Linked DNA regions of Homo sapiens: region 1 is linked to region 2. Evidence: chromatin contacts called from ENCODE Hi-C or POLR2A ChIA-PET data. All regions are on one chromosome and are shown on one strand. Each heading gives the region's core, a stretch centred on a gene start or an enhancer-like site at or near the end of the contact. The rest is flanking DNA. Distances are from core to core; before and after follow the strand shown.

What was found. A loop is a pair of places that touch in the nucleus more often than their neighbours do. ChIA-PET counts read pairs that join two places held with the same protein, here RNA polymerase II (POLR2A). Pooled maps may share reads with other maps.
Region 1: a loop to region 2 is called in a map of HepG2, with 2.8 times the contacts of the local background. The contact joins two enhancer-like sites. A Hi-C loop is called at or near these places in 3 of 168 maps with a recorded cell type or tissue (HepG2, dorsolateral prefrontal cortex and mammary epithelial cell), 4 of 37 single-sample maps with no recorded cell type and 10 of 50 pooled maps. POLR2A ChIA-PET finds 5 or more read pairs at or near these places in 11 of 52 experiments (AG04449, B cell, BJ and 8 more).

The regions. Positions count from the first base shown.
Region 1 is chr12:108,766,408-108,771,681 of GRCh38, forward strand. No RefSeq gene overlaps it. Among named protein-coding and RNA genes, the nearest start is that of CORO1C, 38 kb to the left of the region's middle. RefSeq lists a silencer at 2,343-2,412 and an enhancer at 3,970-4,470. Within about 2 kb of position 2,509, at least 3 of the 41 ENCODE cell types and tissues checked have a DNase peak (open chromatin) inside an H3K27ac peak, as active enhancers do.
Region 2 is chr12:108,688,962-108,694,143 of GRCh38, forward strand. The region is part of intron 2 of CORO1C (coronin 1C); the gene reads right to left. Among named protein-coding and RNA genes, the nearest start is that of CORO1C, 40 kb to the right of the region's middle. RefSeq lists enhancers at 2,442-2,721, 2,512-3,193, 2,672-2,966, 3,194-3,875, 4,589-5,101. Within about 2 kb of position 2,515, at least 41 of the 41 ENCODE cell types and tissues checked have a DNase peak (open chromatin) inside an H3K27ac peak, as active enhancers do.

The DNA.
Region 1 (5,274 bases), core at 1,259-3,758, 77 kb after region 2:
ATTGAGCACTTAAAACAGGGCACGTGTGACAAGGGAACAGAATTTCTCATTTAGTTTTATTTAAATTAATTTATTTAATTAACTGTTTTAATATTTAATTTATTTAAATTATTTTAGTTTTATTTAAATTTATTTAACTAGCGGCTGCCACATGGGACAGTGCAGCTCTAGAGGGAAAAGCTGACCACATCCTTTGCAGTTTGCAGCCCCTCCTTGGCTCCCCAGAGCCCTCAGGGTCAAGTCCAATGACCTACAAGGCCTGGCATGGTCTGCGTCCCGCCCACTGCCCCAGCTGGCTCTCCACCTGTGACACTGGTTGCTTAGAGTTTGTGGAAGCCAGGGCGCTCACCTCTACCTCCGGGCCTTTGCACCAGTTCTTTTTTTGTTTTTTGAGACTGAGTCTCACTCTGTCTCCCAGGCTAGAGTGCAGTGGCGCGATCTCAGCTCACTGCAACCTCCACCTCCTGGGTTCAAGCAATTCTCATGCCTCAGCCTCACGAGTAGCTGGGATTACAGACACCTGCCACCACGCCTGGCTAATTTTTGTACTTTTAGTAGAGATGGGGTTTCCCCATGTTGGCCAGGCTGGTCTCGAACTCCTGAACCTCAAGTGATCCGCCTGCCTCGGCCTCCCAAAGTGCTGGGATACAGGTGTGAGGTGAGCCACCACACCTGGCCCACCAGTTCTTCTTTTTTTTTTTTTTTTTTTTGAGATGGAGTCTTGCTCTGTCACCAGGCTAGAGTGCAGTGGTGTGATCTCGGCTCACTGCAACCTCTGCCTCCCGGGTCCAAGTGATTCTCCTGCCTCAGCCTCCCAAGTAGCTAGGACTACAGGCTTGCACCACCACGCCCAGCTAATTTTTTTTTTTCCTATTTTTAGTAGAGATGGGTTTCACATTGTGGCCAGGATGGTCTCCATCTCTTGACCTTGTGATCCGCCCACCTCTGCCTCCCAAAGTGCTGGGATTACAGGCATGAGCCACCGCACCTGGCCTCGCCCATCAGTTCTTTAGTCTGGTAGGAACACTCCCACACCCAATTCCCCACACAACCCCCATTTCTTCTCACTCTTTCACGCCCAATCCAGGGGTCCCTGTTGGACTTCTGTGATGGGGGCCCTCCTCCGTTCCATTTGGAAGCTTTGGGTCATGGCATGAGGCTATACCAGTGATGCCCTGTCCACATCAGCTGAGAGGTGTTCCCCAGGGATCGCCGAAGATCCTTCAGGGCAGTGGCCTCAGAGAGCTGATGGGTGGCACCGACAAGAGGTAGGACCCCTGGCCATTCCTGCTGAGAATCCAGCCTGTGTGGCTTTCATGGAGACGATCTGCATTATTAGCAGAAAAAAGCACGGGGCTTTAAAGTCAGACAGGCCTGGAAGGAGGGTGGAGGTTCAAATCCCATTTCTGCAACTTGAACCCACTCACTATAAGCTCAGTTTTTTGTTGTTGTTGTTGTTGTTTTTGAGACAAGAGTCTTGTTCTGTCTCCCAGGCTGGAGTGCAATGGCACGATCTCGGCTCACTGCAACTTCCACCTCCTGGGTTCACGCGATTCTCCTGCCTCAGCCTGCAGAGTAGCTGGAATTACAGGTGCCTTCCACCACGCCTGGCTAATGTTTGTATTTTTAGTAGAGACGGGGTTTTACCATGTTGGCCAGGCTGATCACAAACTCCCAACCTCAAGTGATCCGCCCACCTCGGCCTCCCAAAGTGCTGGGATTACAGGCGTGAGCCATCGTGCCCGGCCTCAGTTTTCATTTCAATAAAATGGAGTAACAGCATTTCCCGGGGAGGATTCTTGTAAGAGTTAGATATTGTAACCCTAGAAGTAGCTCCGTAGCTAGTTTTTTTAGGGAAAGGGAAAAGATTTGTATGGCCCAGATGCTGTCCTTATAATCCCACAGGTGGAGCCCTCCTCCCACAGAAATGAGGTCTTGTCTTCAGTTTTAAGAGTGAAAAACCAAAGTCCAATCTCTTTATCTCTGGTGGCAGAGATAAAGAAACTGAGGGTCAGAGAGGGCCAGGAGTTTGTCAGAAACCACAGGGCAAGTGGACAGCAATACTGAGAATGCAGACCCACGGATGCCCCCCGGGATAACTGTGCCTAGAATCTGTGGGTCCAATGGAGGGAAGAAAGCCCCCGAAAGGCGCTCACCTTTTCGGATGGGGTTTTCTGCCTTCTTCCTGTTGGACCTTGGGACTGGCCGGTCCCCTCTAGGGGAATCGGAGGCAGAGGCGCCTCCCGGAGTCCCCTGCGGGGCGCTCTGGAGCCTGTGCACCTGGAGGCCGGCAGACACTCCGGGCCTGCAGCGGGGACCCTCGGAGCTGGAGAGCTCCAGGAGGTGCAGGCAGCGCGCCACCTCCTCCAGACGGTACACGACGGGGCGTCGCGCCTCCAGGGCTAGGCCGGGCGGATGGAGGGGGTCCCCGGAGCCCGGGGGAAGTGGCGCAGTGGGCGTCTGCATCGGCCCGAAGGCACTTGCGCAGAGGTCCGGCAGGCAGCAGAGCACCTTGTGGGCGTGGTCGCTGGAGGCAGCGCCTGGCACCCCCATCTGGCACAGAGCGTCCCTGCCCTGCCCCCTGGGGCTGCGGAGGCCACCTCCACGCCCATTTGCCATCCCTGAGCCGCTTCTGCGACCTGTGGGGGTGGGGCGAGGGTGACTGGGCTTTCTCTTCCCCTTTCTTTGGAAGTTTCTATGACATCCCAAGCCCAAGAGCTGCTGGCATTGTGTCCTCCTCTCACCTGTCATCTGGGGGTCGGGGAGACAGACTGAACTCACCAAACCACAGAGCTCGCTGTGCACCCCTGAATGGGACACTATCTCTTCCTTCATTCAACAGACAGATCTGGGGCTGGGGTCAAGAGCCTCCCTCTTCCCATTGTGTGCTTAGGCAACTCTCTGAACCTCAGTTTTCTCATCTGTAAAATGGGAATGCTAAGAATAATACCATTTTAATAGTGTTTTCAGGATTAATAAGAAAACAACCAAAGTGTTTGGCATCCCGGAGGCCTGCAGCAAAGGGGCTGTTTCTGGTTTTGTTTTGTTTTGTTTTGAAACAGGGTCTCACTCTGTCACCCAGGTTGGAGTGCAGTGGAGCTGTGCAGCGGCGTGATCTCGGCTCACTGCAGTCTCTGCCTCCCAAGTTCAAGTGATTCTCCTGCCTCAGCTTCCTGAGTAGCTGGAATTATAGGTGTGCTGCATGCCCGGACATTTTTTGGATTTCTAGTAGAGAGGGGGTTTCACCATGTTGGCCAGGCTGGTCTCAAACTCCTGACCTCAAGTGATCCGCCTGCCTCGGCCTCCCAAAGTGCTGGGATTACAGGCGTGAGCCACAGCCCCCAGCTGGGGCTGTTTTTGTTGAACCCTTCCTCCACCCCTACCTTCCTGCCCCCTCAGCCCAAGGGAACCCCCTGCCTGGTCCACCCAGGAGCCCATCCCTGCTGAGCTTTGGGTTGAGCAGGGAGAATGGCTAAGGCCGAAGCTGGAACCAGCAAGAGACAGGCTCTGTGACCTTGGACAAGTAACTGCCTCTCTCTGGGCCTCAGTTTCCCCATCTGTAGAAGACAGGTGCTATACTGCAACAAGTCAGAGGGGCAGCAATGACCGGTACATTTATGGAGCACTTACTGTATGCTTCATGCTTCACCTGCTTCCTAACAACCTTATGAGGCCACCAGCCCCACGGTACAGGAAGCAAGGCTCAAAGAGGTGGAGCGAGGCGTCTACGGTCATACAGCTATAAGTAGGGTTGGTAGACTTGAACCCCAGCTCTCCTTTCTGAGTAGCATGTTCCCCTGGGGGCCTTGGGCTAACTTTGGAGGGGCTTCCACCTCCCCAGCCCTCCCTTCCTTCCAACCTCCATCGGGAGGCGCTCCCCTGGAGGAGCAGCTGCCGCTGGCCCCCACCAGGCTGGGCACAGAAGGCCAGGGCTGGGCATGTTCCCCTGGGGGCCTTGGGCTAACTTTGGAGGGGCTTCCACCTCCCCAGCCCTCCCTTCCTTCCAGCCTCCATCAGGAGGCGCTCCCCTGGAGGAGCAGCTGCCGCTGGCCCCCACCAGGCTGGGCACAGAAGGCCAGGGCTGGGCTGCTGCTCTGCCTCCAGCTAGCTGGGAGATGAGATGGACAAACACGGGAGAGTCGGCCTGTTGGGGGAGGGCATTCTGGAAACCTGCCCTGGCTCTCCGGGTCTGCACCCAATAGCCACAGAAATGGAGACTCAGTTCCTTCAGCAATCTGTGCCCCTACTATGTGCTTGGCACTGAGCAAGGTTCTGGGGTGGGGTGGAAAAAACGGGACACCTGTCTGTCCTCCAGGAGCTCACCCTAAGTCACAGAAGCCCGTGTTGATGGAGGATTTACTATGCGGACTGCCTCCTTTAGTTCTTACTACAGCCAAGTAATTGGTGCTAATATTATCCCCAAGTGAAGTATTTGGAAGACGAGGTCCAGAGAGGAAAAGTGATTTGTCCGAGGTCATACTACTCGGTCAGTGTTGGAGCTGAGGTTTGAACCCCAGACAGGCTGACTCCAGGGAGGACCTGAACTGTCTCTCTACAGGGCTGTTCATAGAGTACCTACTATGTGCCAGTCATTGTAGGTCCTCTCCAACCCTCCCACAGACTGTACCCCTATTTTGCAGAGAGGGAAACAGAGGCTCAGAGAGGTTAGGTAACTGGGCCAAGACTACACAGCCAGGAAGTGGCAGAGCAAAGATTCAAACTCAGACTTGCCTGATTCCCCAAACTTCTCAGGACCCAAGAGGAGAAAAGAGATCAGCCCTATCATTCGTTCAGTCAGTCAGTCAGTCATTCAACAAGTATTTATTGAGCACTTATTATATCAGGTATAGGGCAGACAGCAATCAACCTGACCCAGCCCCTGCCCTCAGGGAGCTCACAGTCCTGGGCATATCCATGGGGTGCTCATACTAAATAGTTATCTCTTCAGCATTTAGGGGAGGGGCTGTCAGGAATAGCTTCCTGGAAGAGGCAGCTCTGGAATTCTGTCTGGGCCATCTAGGTAAGACATTTAACTTCTGAGTTTTTTCATCTGAAAATTAGTAATAATAAGGCTCACTTGGTCCAGTGTGGCTCAAGAAATGTCATCCATGCCCGGTGCAGTGGCTCACATCTGTAAATCCTACCACTTTGGGAGGCCAAGGCAGATGGATCACTTGAGCCCAGAAGCTCAAGACCAGCCTGGGCAACATAGGGGACCCTCATCTCTATAAATAATAATACTAAAAATGAGCTGTGTGTGGTGGCACATGCCTG
Region 2 (5,182 bases), core at 1,265-3,764:
CGGAGGTTGCAGTGAGCTGAGAGCGTACCACTACACTCCAGCCTGGGCGACAGAATGAGACTCTGTCTCAGAAAAAAAAAAAAAAAAAATTAGCCGGGCATGGTGTTGGGCACCTGTAATCCCAGCTACTTGGGAGGCTGAGGTGGGAGAATCACTTGAACCCGGAAGGCGGAGGTTGCAGTGAGCTGAGATCGCACCACTGCACTCCAGCCTGGGCAACAGAGCGAGACTCCATCTCTGAAAAAACAAAAAAAGATGGATCAATCTGATAATCACTGGTTCCTGCAAGAAAGGAAATGTAACATTATGTTAAAGTCGCACAACGCTTTACCCAGCAGGCCTACTCTTTCTCATAACTAATGTATGTTTTCACAAAGTAATAAATTCCCATGGTGATAAAAAGTGACACATTCATTCGAGTGATAAGTCAAATCAAATATTCCCCTTTAAGAAGCTCAAGGTATCCCACACACAATTTCTTTCAAGTTTGCATTCTGGAGTGTATCATATAAACCCACACCTTCCTAGGGTGCTGGATTCAGACTGCTTTCTACACGGTTTCCCTTATCTAATCCAACTCAGGCAGCTGTCTCACTTCCAGTACTTTTCCATCTCCTGATCTGCAGTCCTCTATGCCTATTATCCAGACTGGTTACACCACCCGAAGATGTAAGGGCCTAAGAGCCCCCACCCCATCCTGGGGAAGGCAAACAAAGATACTTTACATGACCTGACTCAAAGAACAGTTAAAAGATTTCCACATTGTTCAAACCCCTACCTAATATTCATCTAAGTTTTCATTTTAGGAAAAAATGAGTATCAAAATCACTTTATGTGCCCAAATTTCAATCATAACTTATTTTTGGCTTTGGGTGATACATACTGAGAATTCTTCAACTCAGCAAGGAGAATGTTAAGTCACACATGTGCTCAGAAGTAGAGGAAAAGTTTTCAGCCCAAGCATAAGGGCTCCATTCACACTGTGCAGAGTTCAAAGGAGTCAAAAGCGTATCTATTGAAGTGGGTTTTCCATTTTTTTCAACTTCCTTTTTCTTATGACAGTATTATTTATGTGGATACATGTTTTGTTTGAATTTCTTAAGCCCCTGCTGCTCCACGGGGAGGAGCTAGAGTGATTGTGGTCATGGGACAAGGGGACAGCGGCATGGAAAACAGAGACTCAGCAGCAGACCAAAAAGACGGGTGCACACAATATATGACTTGTGCACAGGCTGGTCCCTGAGAGTGACAGCTCATGGCCCAGGAATAAAACATTCTGAGGAGGCTTTACTTTAAGGGAACCAGAAATACCATCCTTGAGGTAAAAGGAGGTGCTCTGGAATAAACCCTACAGATTGAGTTACCCTGTAAGGTAAGGTAAGCTAGAAACAAAAGCTGCTGGGGAGAGGGAGTATGGGCCTACAGAGACTTCACCTGCCTGTGAGTAAAAAACAGCAGTCTTTTTGGACAGAAGTGAAAATGCCAAGCAAATAATTTTTGCATCACAGATCCTCTCTAAAAACTGGGTTTAATACTGAATAGACCATATTTTAAAATCAATTAAGAACTTGAGGGAAGTTATTGTAAAACTACAAACATTTTATTATCAGAAAGCAAAAACACGGAAAAGTTAACATTTCCTTACTCAACCTTGCCCAAATATGCGATAGCAACCAGAGTAGCTGTATTTCCTAACTTCCTGACTTAAAGAATTTATAAAGTGAAAACCTAATGCTTTCTGCTCATTATTGCAGACAAGTAATTCCATATGATGCTTCTGGGCTGAGAACAAATAAAAACTTGGAACCCAAGATGAGGTAGAATCTAGTTAAAATAAAATTGAGCTAGAAAGCAAAAGCTGAAAAGCAGAAGAACTACAGATGTAAATGCAATATGGAAAATTAAAGCATTCAATATCAAATCAGAAAATAGAGAAACTGGTTGTCTAAGCCCTCGTAGTAAGCAAATGACATTGGAGATTGATCTACTGAAACCCTCTGTGAACGCTGAAGAGCTCCAGGGCTAACCCTTCCCATTGCAGCTCTGCATTGGTTTAATCCACAGGTCTCAGAATGAAAATCCACCCTCCTTGGATGGTGGAGATGATAAATAGAAAAATATTACAACTTTTTTTGGGGGGTGGGAGGGGCTAATGCCTTGGGCTCCATGGCTGAGTCAGTTCCACACAAGCAAGAGGACTGCAGTATAGACTCAATTCAGTCAGCCAGAAATGAAACCCAAGTCACCGTTCCTCCAAGAAAGCAGACATGTGTCCCATCACATGCCCTCTCAGCTCATTCTTCCCCAGACTCAACTCAGGTCCCACCCCTAATGGGCGAAGATATTCAACTTGGCAGGAGCAGATGATTTGCTACATGTGGTTATAAGGTGGCTTCTGGGCAAAACCGTGACTCCAGAAATGTGTTCATGACACCTTGAGTTTATTTCAGAGTAATGTGTGTTCAGATACCTTTCTTTACCGGAGATACAGCAGCTTTCCCAGACTGGGGTTACCATGTTTACACACTGAGGGCTTCTGCTGGCAGCAATTGTCAGCCTGCTTAGCACAGACTGGCACGCTCCACAAACCCAGTAAAGAGTTAAACGTTCTTTGCACTTGACTCAGTGGCTTCTCTTCACCACACACTCCCAGATCCCACCATTCTCTGAGCCACCCGTGCAGCCAATCAAAGCAAAGGAAGGAAATTATCCTGGCCGGCTGACAGCCACAGCGCTCTGATGGCCATATATGGTAAAAACCACTGTCAGAGCCCTGTCAGGCCTGCGGGCCGGCTGCTGTGGACATATCAGTGAACTGCAGCAGCAGGAGAAGCTGGCCAAGGAAACGCACAAAGGCTGCCTGCTCATCTCCAGGGGAGGGGGTGGGGTGGAAACCATCATCTGCCAGGGCACACATTCAGTGAGTCACAGCCACTCACTGTCATCAAAAATAGCCCCGGGGTACATTGGGAAGTTCCTTCTGCCAGGACTTTGTGCTCCATTGTTAACTGGGGGTGAGCAGGGTGCCCACCCCACCCCTCCCAGCAAAACTGTGGATAACACAGTCACTAGGAGAAAATGAAAAGGCCCTTCTGTGGCACTTCATGTGGTAATGAGGCCAGGCCGTGCTCGTGTGGCTGGCAGCTCGTGACATAATTTGGAAGTCATTGTTCTGCACCTGGTGCCCTCCCCCTGCATCCTCCACCCCTCCCAGTCCTGTCCCCCAGCTTTTCACGGCCCATACACTTGGCAGTTGAAGGTGCTCCAGGCATCAGACAATCTATTTCAGGAGGCAGTGAATGGGCATCCCACGACATGTCAGGACACTGGCTGGCTCTGAACAAAATCCTCTGCCCCTAACACCAAAGCTACCAAGTGCCAAATGTCCACATCTGTACAAAGGGCTACCGGCACTGCCACTGTTGTCTAAAACAGAGTACCACAATGTGTAGAAATGGAAATTGCCTGTCAGCAATGCACAGTAAGGCAGACATGCAGCCAATGCAAATCCAGCAGGTGCTGGCAAAGACTGTGGATCACACAGAAAAGCACTGTCAGGAGACTGCCATTCCCTCTCAAGTAGCCCATGAAAGAAGGCACTTATCAGCACGGCGCCTGGCACTTAAAGGAAGCCCTCAACAAATGTGAACTGCTGCGATTTCATCACTGTCACTGTGTCCTCACAAGGCATGGTATAGACCAAGTACTTTCCAAACCTAAGACAATTCTCTGAGCTGACAGAATGAAAGCCCTGTCAAGTTACTGTTTTTGTTATTAAACTCTCTAATCCCAGAGAAAGAATGCAAAGGATTCAGTGTCCATTAGACCACAGCTTTTTTTTTTTTTTTTTTTTTGAGACAGAGTCTTGCTCTGTCGCCCAGGCTGGAGTGCAATGGTGCTATCTCAGCTCACTGCAACCTCTGCCTCCTGTGTTCAAGCCATTCTCCTGTCTCAGCCTCCCGATTAGCTGCGATAACAGGCGTGTGCCACCATGCCCAGCTAATTTTTGTATTTTTAGTAGAGACAGGGTTTCACCATGTTGGCCAGGCTGGTCTCAAACTGCTGACCTCAGGTGATCCACCTGCCTCGGCCTCCCAAAGCGCTGGAATTACAAGCTTGAGCCACCGCGCCCGGCTAAACCACAGATTCTATATCCTCCCCCCTAAAGAAAAATTCGTTCACACTCAGTAGAAAAAAAATTAATAAAAATATACATGTACAAATCAAATAAGGACTCAGCAACCTAAGTTCTAATTCACAAACAACCTCACGGTCTTGGACAACCACTCAATTTGGTTTCAATTTCTACAACTGTAGAACAGAGGAATGATCCCACCCTACCAAGTGAAAAAACAGAGACACTGTTCATGAAGGGGACTATCCACGTACGATCTGCTGACATTCTGCAGTCTCATTTCCATCAACGTGACAGAAGTCACTGCTTTTTCCTAAAGATGATACAAACGAAAGACGCCATGTTGATCTAGTTAAAACAATGATTCTAAAATATAAAACAGTGCTTATTCTAGTTCTTTTCCCCATAACAATCAAGGAAAATACCAATTTTGCCAAATTCACACTGAAAGTGAAAGAAAGGGTCAAGAAATGTAGGATTTTCTACCAAAAAGCTATCCTTCAGCTTCTTTTGACTCATAATGTTAGTTCACACTATGCATAAATGATTTGTTTATCTTCCAATCAAACATTCTATTTCTGCAATACTACAAAAATCCACCTAAACTAGACATCCTGGAGTCTGAAGGAGGAATGTGCCTACCACCTACTTCTTTGCCCTCCTAGGGACAGAGCCCCTCTACTAACTTAACAGTTTAAAAGTTGGGTTGGCTCCTCTTCTGTTTCATCTTTAGCTCCTACGCAGAGGAAAAAAAAAAACCTGAATTCAAACCGAACCTTCTCTGTGATGTCTTCCTTACCTTCTAAGCCTAGGGTGAAACTATCTCTCACACCCCAGTGCTAAAGCACTTCATGCACAAAGCACCCCCCTGGAGAGATCAAGCACAGTTGTTGAAGCTTCTTAAAAGCAAGAACCTAGCCGGGTGTGGTGGCTCACGCCTGTAATCCCACTTTGGGAGGGCAAGGCAAGAGGATCAGGAGTTCGAGACCAGCCTGGCCAACACAGTGAAACTCTGTCTCTACTAAAAATATAAAAATTAGCCGGGCA